Regions from separate parts of the Homo sapiens genome. Here region 2 is linked to region 1. Evidence: read pairs that join two places in POLR2A ChIA-PET (ENCODE). Cell type or tissue: GM12878. All regions are shown on one strand. Links, peaks and the distances in the headings refer to the core of each region. The heading gives the core; the rest is flanking DNA.

Region 1 (5,369 bases), core at 239-5,238:
CTCTGGAATTCTGAAATTGACCAAGTGTCCCAAGAGTAACATTGAACATGCTATGAGTTTTATATGTGGTTGAATAAGTGTTTGGAACACAGGCATCTCAGAGCCAGCCCTATGGCTCAGCCAGGCAAATGATCAAAGCCCTGAGTTCTCCTTTAGTGTGTTGCTCTGTCGCTCGCCATCGTGTGAGCCAGGGCCCACGCAGCCTCTTGGGGTTGTTACTCCACCTGTCCAATGAAGATTTTGATCTCCCAAGTTTCCTCCTGTTTGCAAAATCAAAGTTTTGAGCTCTATGAGAAAGAAGCTGAGGCTCAGTAAAGGGAAGACGTGAGAAGTCAGGAGTGACCCCTAACTGTCTATTAGGGACAGTAGTCACTCGGGGATAAAGACAGTTCATTCAGAAGACAGTCAGGGAACCCGAGGAGAGGGAGCTGCTGGGCTCTGCACCCCCAAGGCACTGCTCAGGGAATTGGCTCCTGTTGAGGAAATACTTTTTCCCCACCCCCATTGCTGAGCTGTTCTGAGAAGGGAAAGTTCCTGTAACTGAACAGCCTTAAGCCCTGGGCCCCCAGCGGTCTGCCTTCTTGAGAGTTCTGTTTGGGTTCCTCATTCTCCCCTTCCCCTTCATCGCCCACAGCCTCTGGGGCTGACCTCAGTGGATGATGACAGGCAGGAGAGCTGAGTGCCAGTTTGACCTACCACTGACTAGCCGGGGGACCCACTCTCCCATGGGCTTCCATTTCCCTATCTGAAAAATAACTTCATAATTCTGGTCTGTTGACTTCAGCCAAGTATGATGAGGTCCATAGAGAGTAGAACATAATATATCCATTACACGAATGTGTATGGGGGGCCTATTAGATACCAGGTGCTTCTTTTTTTGAAACATTCTTGCTCTGTAACCCAGGCTGGAGTGCAGTGGCATGACTACAACTCATTGTAGCCTCAACCTCCCAGGCTCAAGTGATCCTCCCACCTCAGCCTCCCAAGTAGCTGGGAATACAGGCACATGCCGCCATGCCTGGCTAATTTTTTTGGGTAGAGACAGGGTCTCGATATGTTGTCAGGACCAGCCTTGTACTCCTGGGCTCAAAGCAATCCTCCCACCTCAGCCTCCAAAAGTGCTGGGATTACAGGCATGAGCCCCTGCACCCAGTCTCTATAACCAGGTCCTTTTAAGGCATGGCTTCAGTGCCATCAGCTTAATGAGGTCCATATTCCTCCCATCCTCACCTACTCTAATAGGTCTAGTACCATCTTACCTTCTCTTCTACCAAAACCTGGTATCAGGGAGGTCTTTGCCATCAGCCATTTGCACTTGAGTGCAAATCACAATCCCTTATAAGAATTCCCTCTGCACTGGGCAAGACTCTTTGATGTTTAAAGGGAAATAAATCCAACTCAAAACTGGCTCAAGCAGAAGAAGGAGGTTACTGGAAAATCCCTGAGATATCAGCTTCAGGCGAGGCTTAATCCAAGGCTGAGAGTCTGCATTTCTCTATTTCTTGGGTTTGCCTTGCTGCTGCAGGCCTTTTTTTCCAGCTAGAAACCAAGGGCTGGCTCTCGTTGGCCAGAATTGAATCACATGCCCATCTCTACTTCTTTTTTTTTTTTTTTTTTTTTTTTTTTTTGAGATAGAGTCTCTCTCTGTCACCCAGGCTGGAGTGCAATGGCGCAATCTCGGCTCACTGCAACCTCCACCTCCCAGGTTCAAGCAATTCTCCAGCCTCAGCCTCCCAAGTAGCTGGGATTACAGATGCCTGCCACCAAGCCCGGCTAATTTTTTGTATTTTTAATAGAGATGGGGTTTCACCATGTTGGACAAACTCCTGACCTCTGGTGATCCACCTGCCTCTGCCTCCCAAAGTGCTGGGATTACAGGCATGAGCCACCGCGCCCATCCACCCATCTCTGCTTCTATTACTGCAACTCTCATTGGCTTGATTTGGTCACAGATCCACCTCTACAGCCAGGGGTTGGAGTCAACTCTATCCCAATCCATAAACTGAGACTAGGGGCGGAGTAATTCCCAAAGGAAAATTGGAGAACTGTTGTTAGAAGAAGGGGGGAATGGATTCTATGCAGGAAAGAGCTGCAGCTTCTTCTTTCAGAGAACTTCTAATCCAACATCTCATTTCACATTTGGAGAAACTGAGGCTCAGAGACAAGTTGAGACTTGCCTAACATCACACAATGAGCTTATAGCAGAGATGGGACCACAATCCAGGGCTTCACACCCTCAGCCCTTGCAGGTTTCTGCTTAAGCATAGAAGCTCCCAGAAAACCATCTCCAGCCCACTGGATGGATGCTCAGGCAGGCCCCGGCCTCTCCCCCTTGAGCTTGACTCTGAGAGCACAGGCCGAGTCTCTGAGTTTTCCACAGCCAGCATGGTAACCCTGGGAAGCAGCCAGGCACAAGCAAGCTGACCTCTCTCATTTCACTCAGCAGAGGCTGAGGCGGTGAGGAGCAGGTTTCAGGTTCCCAGGGACGGCAGTGGCCCGAGGAAGTATCTTTACCAGGGATCAGCAGTTTTGAGTGGGTGTGCAACCAGGCAGACTGCTTCTGCTCTCAGAGCGTGCTTTTGAAGCACATTAGATGAGAAATGCGTATGCAGAAGTTTTATACAGTCCTTCACATCCCTAGTCACATAGGACCTCAGGCCAAGCCTGAGAAGCAAGGCCTCCTATTTAGCAGGAAAGAAAAATAAGGCTCAGAGAGGGCAAATGACTTGCTCAAGGTCACATACCCAGTCAGTGGCAGAACTGCTATCCAAACTCAAGTATTCTGACTCCCAAGTTCAGCCTTCATTCTGCTACATTGGTGGATCTCAAATTTTAGTGTATATACTAATTTCCTGTAGAATTGTTAGAACTACAGATTCCAGGACCTCACTCCCAGATACTGGTTCATTCAATCCAGAGTGTGACCCAAGAATATGCAAGAATCAGTGGAGACTTTTTGAGTTCAAATGGCAGAAACCCAACTCAAATTGGCTTAAGCAAAATTGATAATTTATTTGCTCGTGGACTGGAAAAATCCTGAGGTGTATAGGCCTCAGGCATAGCTGGATCCAGGTGCTCAATTTATCTTCAGGAATTACTTTATCTCCATACCTCAGCTCTGTTGTCCTCTCTGGTGGCTTCACTCTAAAGCAGCTTTTACCTTGATGATGTTGAGGTGGCCTCCAAGAACTCCAGGTTCCTACATCTCAACAATCCTTATAGAAAGAGGGTGCTTTTTCCCTAATTTTTGCAGCAAAATCCCAGGGCAGACTGCCTCAGTGAGGAGGACGTATATGCCTACAACTGAACCAATCTCTGTAGCCAGGGGGCCAGAGGATATGGGATTCTCTGATTGGCCAGGCCTGTGTCAAGTTGCCAATTCCTGAAGGCAAGGGTGGGATCGGCCCCACCAAACTTCATGCACTAAGTGGGAGAAAGCTGGTTCTCCAAAGGAAAATCCAGGTACTGTTATCTGAAGAGGGACAGATGCTGAGGAGGCAGGAGCAAAAGAGGTTCTCTAGCCTTCTTGGCTAGAATGTTCACATGAATCGCCTGGGAACCTTGTTAAAATGCACATTCTGATTTGGGAAGTGGGGACTGAGATTCTGCATTTCTTACAGCTCCCCTGTGAGGTTGAGGCTGCTGGTTCTCACGCTAGCCACACTCTGAGCACCATATTGCATTTCTAAACTCACTCAAACCACTTTGTCACAAGGCACTCTGCAGAGAGGCCCTGGGCTACATAAACCTCTTTCTTCCACCATTCTCTCCCCACCTTCACCCCATCCCCTGTTCCCAAACTCACCCGAATAATATCAGCACCATCTGTTTGGGAACCACTCACCAACATACTATAGATTCTGCTGACAAATCACAGTTGAAGAAATTGTCCATTGTGCCCTCCAGTGACTTTTTTTTTTTTTTTTTTTTTTTTTTTTGACAGAGTCTTGCTCTGTTTCCCAGGCTGGAGTGCAGTGGCACGATCTTGGCTCACTGCAACCTCTGCTTCCCGGGTTCAAGCGATTCTCCTACCTCAGCCTCCCAAGTAGCTGGGATTACAGGTGTGCGCCGCCACACCTGGCTAATTTTTTCTGTTTTCGGTAGAGTCAGGGTTTCATCATATTGGCCAGGCTTGTCTCGAACTCCTGACCTCAAGTGATCCACCCACATCAGCCTCCTAAAGTGCTAGGATTACAGGCATGAGCCACTGCACCCAGCCCCAGTGACCTTTTTATGAGGAGCCACAGAACAAATTCTCTTTTGAATTTATACTCAAAAAATATTTGTTTCTGTCAACAGACAATTTGTTGTGCTTCCTGGGATCTTATGGTGATGTTGTACAAGTTTCCATTTTTATCTTGGCTACTAGGAAGCTCAGAGATAAATCTAGTACTCAATGGTAGTAGCAGTCCCACCCTGGGCTTCTGGTTCAATAATCTTTCCCTTCTATATGGTGTAGAGTAACCCTTTTTGAGTCTTGCAGTGCTCTGTGTATGGTTTAATATTATAAGCTCCTTCAAATCCTTTTTGGAAGTCGGTTCTTCTTTGGAGTATTCTTGACTTTCCCCCAATCTTTATCTATTCAGATCCTCCCTGTTCTTCAAAACCCAACTCATTATCTTGCTGCTCAATTATTATTGTAAACAGGTTGCTTTTTATACGAACTTACTAACATACACGTAGGCACATAAATTCATTTTAGAAGAGTGGTTTGATGTACATGTTTGCAGTTTGCATTTTTCACCCAATAAGTATTTTAGCAATCTTTGCATGGCCCCTCCTATGTTTACCACTCCCTAGTAGCTTATTTTTCTTTCATTCTTAAAACTGTGGTAAAATATGCATAACAAATTTTCCATCCTAATCATTTGCAAGTGTACACTTCAGTGGTATTCAATCCATTCAGCATGTTGTGCAACCCTCACCACCATCCATCTCCATAACTCATTTCATCTGAAACTCTACACCCATTGAACACCACTAACTCCTCACTTCCCCTTCCCCCAGCCCCTGGCAACCACCATTCTACTTTTTGTATCTCCTAATAGCTTCTTAGTATGTGGCTTCGGAATGTAATTGTGTGTCCAGTCTCCCCTTCTCAACTCGGTCATAGAGCAGGAATGTCCTGATGCTTTTACTTTTTTTTTTTTTTTTTTTTTGCCCCGTCTTATGGTGCTCAGACACTTTTACTTCCTACTACATAAAGTATGGCACGCCAGGCATGCAGCCATTCACTCACTGTGCATGACACTCCTACTGTGTGCCAGGAGACACTGGGCTAAGCACTGAGGAACGCAGGTGTGAGCACCAGCCTTTCCTGTGCTGCAGTGATGGGAGCATTCTGTCTCTGCATGTTTGCATATGGTGGC
Region 2 (5,310 bases), core at 311-5,310, 350 kb before region 1:
TGCGATCTGGCCCCCACCTACTTCTCCATCCTCCTCCTCAACCATTCCCTCCCCACCTTCTACCCTTTTCCCCTTTGCTGTTTCTTCTCCAGCCACATTGACCTTCTTGCTCATCCTTGAAAATGTCAAGCATGCTCCCTCCTGAGTCCATTCCCTCTGCTTTAAACACCCTTTGCTGTAGGGTACCTACATCATCCACCTCCTTACCTCATTTAGCGCTTGGCTCAAATAAATTTAGGTAATACTTTTGTTGGGACTCAGGACATACCATCCCAAAATATGACTGTAGGAAAACAATATGCCACCCCAAAAATATACTTCTTTGGCATATTTTGAACTGGTTATTCTGAGAAACTGCAGACATAAGAGTAGCTCTGAAAAGCTGTCCTTTTGTAAAAGAAATTCACATCTAAAAAGGAAATCTACACTAGTAAAGGTATCTGTATTAGGAAGAGGGCTGCTCCAGACAAATTTTATTACCAGAGAGACTTTTTATTTTTATTTTTTGAGACAGGGTCTTGCTCTGTCACCCAGGTTGGAGCGCAGTGGCTTGATCTCGGCTCACTGCAACCTCCACCTCCCAGGCTCAAGTGATCCTCCCACCTCAGTACACCCCCTCAACAGTATCTGGGACCACAGACACACGCCACCACCAATTCTTTCCCTCACCCTGCCATAACTTGGGTTGCTGCCACTCAAGCCCCTAACAGAAGTCCCAAGCCCCATATTCTTTTCTGTAGCTCAGGATGCTATATAAGCTTCAATTATCTGACCCTTCTTTGAGCCTCATATTTTGTAGGATTCCTGTGTACAACTATGTAATTAATTATTTTTCCTCCAGTTAATCTGTCTATGTCAATTTAATTCTCAGCCCAGCCAAAGGACCTAGAAGGGTAGAGGAAAGCCATTTTTTTCTCCCTTACACCTTCTTTGATCACTCTTTTAAAACTGCAGCCCCACCCTCCCTTGCTAGACATGCCCTATGCCCCAACCTGCTTTATTTTCTTCATAGCATGTACAATCATCTGATATAAACATGTAATTATATATTTATTGCCTGTCACTCCTCATTGGAATGTGAGCTCCATGAGGACAGAAACTTAGTTTTGCTTACTTTTGTTTACTGCCATACTCCCAGTATGGTACACAGTAGGAGCTCAATAAACATTGTTTGACTCAACGAATGAATTATTAGGTAAATAGCCACTCCCATTATTGTTATTCTGGCTTGACAAGGGTCTGTTTCTTCAGAAATTTAGTGGGTTTCTCTTCAATTAGGTATCTGCTATGCCCAAGGCCTCTGCTCAGTGCTGAGGAAACAAGCATGGACAAGATGTGGCCTCCACCCTGAGGAGCTCCTAAATCTAGGACAGAGTAAATCTGTTAGAAATGTCTTCTCTGCACATAATTTAAGCTCTACCAACTGTTAACTTCTTTTCATTTATCCAAGTTTTGCCAGGTACCACACCAATAAAAAAAGACTCAGTCCCTCTTCCTTCAGATATCTGAAGCTGGTGATATTCTCCTGGGTCTTCTCTTCCCCAGGCTAAACAAAAAGACCCAGTGGGATTGCCTGACTCAGGTCTGCCAACTGGGAACAAGGAAGACAGACTGTCGGATAGAGGGGCAGAAGAGAAGAGGATCCAGGAGTAGAGTGACTCCTTCAAAGAAAAAAGAGGGAGTCCTTAGGGAGGACTCTGTGGAATTAGGTTGGAGGTTGGGTGGGGACAGGGCCTCTGCTTAATTAAGGCAGTAGGAGATTATACTTCCGTAGAAAAGCAGTACACTGGGAATTACCCCTATGTCTATCCACATTAAACTCAGGCAAAACCACAGTTGCTTCAAGAAAGCCCCATGATGGAAGGCTGAGGGCACTGGCAAAACCAGGGAGACTGGACACAGAGGAGGACGCTCAAGCCCACTGGCCTCAGGACAGATATCTGCTGGGGGAAGGGACAGAGATAACAACTGCTGTTTCATGCAGCCCAAACAAATCTGGGGACACCCATACAAAAGTCAAGAAAACCCTCCAGGTTCCATTGGAGCCCCCTGAAAAAATACCCGGGTAATTTTCGACAGAAGCTAAAGGGCTCTGTGGGGCTACTGGGGAAATTATTCCTAGGAAGTCTGGAAAACCCTGTGATGGTAACAGAATTTTAAGAGCAACCTCAAATGTACACTCAGAAGAAGTAGGTGTTTCAAGGGGGAGCCCCTGAGACACTTCTACTTAATTTTGGGACCCGAATGAGATTACTAAAAATTTCCACATTTGGGGTTTCTAATGGGGTTTCCCTAAGAAAACCACAGAACTGCCACTATCTGCAAAGGGAGCTGAGGTGCTTCAACTAAGCATACATCCATCTGAAGAAGCCACATTAGGCAATAAGAGATCTACAGAAACTCAGACCACTGAGCCATACAGCTTAAGAAAGGCCAAGTTATGTTTTCTCCCCCAACACAGTTCATTGCTCCCAACAATTACGTTTCTATCAGGCTAAGGGATTTCTTCAGGGACAGCAATCCCAAAGTGGCAAGGCCCACCTGGGTCCCTTCCCACATTCCCATTGGAAAGCACCAGAAACACTTGTGTCCCTTCGGGGAAGGTCATGTATACAACATTCCAGGAAAGTATCACAGGGACTTTGTTTCTCAAGGAGAAACTCTAGGGGGAAGAGTCAGTTCTCTGAGGGAAGCTGCCCATTCATTAAAGGGTTTCCACCCTACAATTATGGCAGGAGAAGGGCTTTTGTGCTAGATCCTTTACTCGAGTCAAGCTATGGCAGCTGGCTATCATTATTCCATTTTACAGGCGGGAGAGACAGATGGACAAGACAGCCGAACAGGTTCAGCATTTCATCAGGTGACTCCAGGCAGGCAGTAATCTGGCTAAGGGTCTACACTTTCAGTCCTTGAAGCATCACTCCACCACTAAGTAGAGATACCTGGGGCAGGCCACCTTCTCCCCACACGCACACCACTGTCATCTATTGGCAGGGCCTGAGAGGGTTTTAACAATGAAAAAATTGGCCGGGGCCAGGCACGGTGGTTCATGCCTGTAATCCCAGCATTTTGGGAGGCTGAGGCAGGCGGATCACCTGAGGTTGGGAGTTTGAAACCAGCTTGACCAACATGGAGAAACCCCATCTCTACTAAAAATACAAAATTAGCCAGGTGTGGTGGCGCATGCCTGTAATCCCAGCTACTTGGGAGGCTGAGGCAGGAGAATCACTTGAACCCGGGAGGCAGAGGCTGCAGTGAGCTGAGATCGCGCCACTGCACTCCAGCCTAGGCAACAAGAGCGAGACTCCGTCTCAAAAAAAAAAAAAAAAAGAAAAAATTAATAAGCAGCTCACTCTGGGCAAAACCCTGATGCCCACTTGAAACCTGCCATGTCTGAGTTTTACCAGTGCCAGAATCTGAGGCTACCAACACGCCTCTGGGAACCTGCTACTGCCAACTATCCTTCCCATAGCTACCTGAACAAAGCCAGTTATCAGTCCAGAGTGAGCACCTTCACAGGCATGGTTTGCTTGGCCCAACAGCATCTCTGGCTTTCTGGGCCAGCATGTCTAGGTCACTTTATTACTCCCTGGACAACTTGATAGGATGAAAAGTGTTGGCTTTAGAATTATGCCAACCTTGGTGTAAATTCTCATTCAGACACTTAACTGGCTGAGGGACACCTGGGGTCAGTCACTTAGGCACAAAGACCTTCATGTGTAAACTGGGAATAAACTCACCTTCCTTGGAAGGTTACTGTAGAATATATGAAACAGCATGCCGTTTCCATGAAGGAAGGTACCATGCGTGGCTTATGGCCAGCACCTAGTACACTGCTAGCTTCACAGTAGATGCTCAAGAAACACTGGTTGCATAAGTAGAGGACCTAACACAGTGCCTAGTACTTAACAGGTACTCAATAAAGACTAATTTCCTTCCCCTTTCCTGTAGGGATGCTAAATTTAGAACATAGCCCTGAGTAGAATAGCCCATAACTCCTACCCTTAAGGATCTCCCAGCCGCAGTCTCCAGGATAATTACCCGATGCCACCACAGTAGCCAGTCGGTGCAGCTTGGAACAGGATAATACCTGAGAGGAAGGGGGCGGGTACCTTCTACCCAGGCTCAAAGGATCCTGAGTCAAATGTTCTTTACTCCCTGGCCTTAGGGAGAGAATGTGTGCTCAGAAATGGTTCTGATATAACTGGCTCTTCCACACACATCCCCTCTGTTCACCAAGAGGAAGTGACATGTGGTATGTTGTCCAACAGGCTCTGATGATTCTTAAGCAAAGAGATGGAAGATGGAATTTCAACCCCATGGAGATCTAATAAACTTACCCAGAGTTGCTGTGTCTAAGACCTCTTTCATATGCACCACTGGGCAGCTGGCAATTCTCTGGTAGGGGTAGCCTTCTGCAGAGGCTGGCTAGCAGACCAGGCACCTCTCCCAGACTGCCTTTTGTTTATAGCTGGCAACAACCCACCTGGTATTAGGACCACTGGCCAAAGACAATAGTCAGGCAAAGTGGGCAAGCAGCCTCAATCCCTACTTGGAGATGCCTCAGAGGGTGTGTCTGCAGTACTGGAATCCTGTCCCTCCTGTAATCAGCTGAACAAATATTTGCCCCAAAAGAGAATCAAAGCAGGAGGGAACAGGAGAGGTCACTGCACAAACCAACAGGAACTATTTAATCATTTATCCCCCTAGAGAGTTCATTTACAGAATGGCTTTCAAGTCTAGTCAGCTAGCTCAAGAGAACCCACCACCTTTACCTCCCCTGACCCCACCCCAGTTATCTGACCTCTATTGACTTGACCCCCTTGCCTTTTACAAGAGCTGGCACAGACGAGTTGAAATTGCAAAGAAATGCAAAATGAGAGAGGGGGTGGGGTTCCAGGGCAAACTCAGGAGGTCTCTTGCTCAGTGGTAAAGTGAAGTGCCTGCCACACCCTAGGCCCAGCCTATAGACAGTTGCATTCTTGACATTCCTGAGTCCATGGTGCATGTCCCCTTCCACCTCAGCTCCTTCAATGGATGACTTATTTTCCACAGCTTGATGCTTTTCTGCATACTCTGAGGGGATAGAACATCTCTCATAAAACCTGCACCTCCGCTAGGTAGGGAGATAAGCAAGAAAACAGGACTGAATTCACTGAAGAGCAAAACTTGCCTACAGTGACCACTGGTAAAGAAGCTTTCACCACCATCTCATCCTGGCTCAGTGATGGGCAGGAGAACTCTCCCTCCCTGGAAAGGGAATTTGCTGGTGTCAGTCACTGTGCTCACATTATCGCCAAGATTTACAAT

Evidence for each region. Peaks named below come from ENCODE experiments on the same cell type or tissue, not always from the same donor. Only the 100,000 strongest peaks of a DNase experiment are listed, where the experiment ranks them.
Region 2: POLR2A ChIA-PET joins it to region 1 with 5 read pairs; 1 of 35 experiments calls an interaction of 5 or more read pairs at or near these places.

What each region holds. Positions count from the first base shown.
Region 1 is chr20:32,062,394-32,067,762 of GRCh38, forward strand. All of the region lies in intron 1 of HCK (HCK proto-oncogene, Src family tyrosine kinase), which reads left to right. Among named protein-coding and RNA genes, the nearest start is that of HCK, 13 kb to the left of the region's middle. RefSeq lists enhancers at 176-245, 2,175-2,254 and silencers at 2,515-2,564, 5,273-5,322. In GM12878, for the core only: no CTCF peak of the experiment used is centred there; DNase peaks (open chromatin) are centred at 588, 2,458 and 3,638; H3K4me3 peaks cover 600 bases; H3K27ac peaks cover 4,569 bases.
Region 2 is chr20:31,715,343-31,720,652 of GRCh38, forward strand. All of the region lies in intron 2 of BCL2L1 (BCL2 like 1), which reads right to left. BCL2L1-AS1 (BCL2L1 antisense RNA 1) reads left to right here. Exons shown (of 4, transcript NR_187576.1): 4 at 1,279-1,502. Among named protein-coding and RNA genes, the nearest start is that of BCL2L1, 4.9 kb to the right of the region's middle. RefSeq lists an enhancer at 2,673-2,722 and a silencer at 2,953-3,052. In GM12878, for the core only: no CTCF peak of the experiment used is centred there; a DNase peak (open chromatin) is centred at 2,279; H3K4me3 peaks cover 4,058 bases; H3K27ac peaks cover 3,224 bases.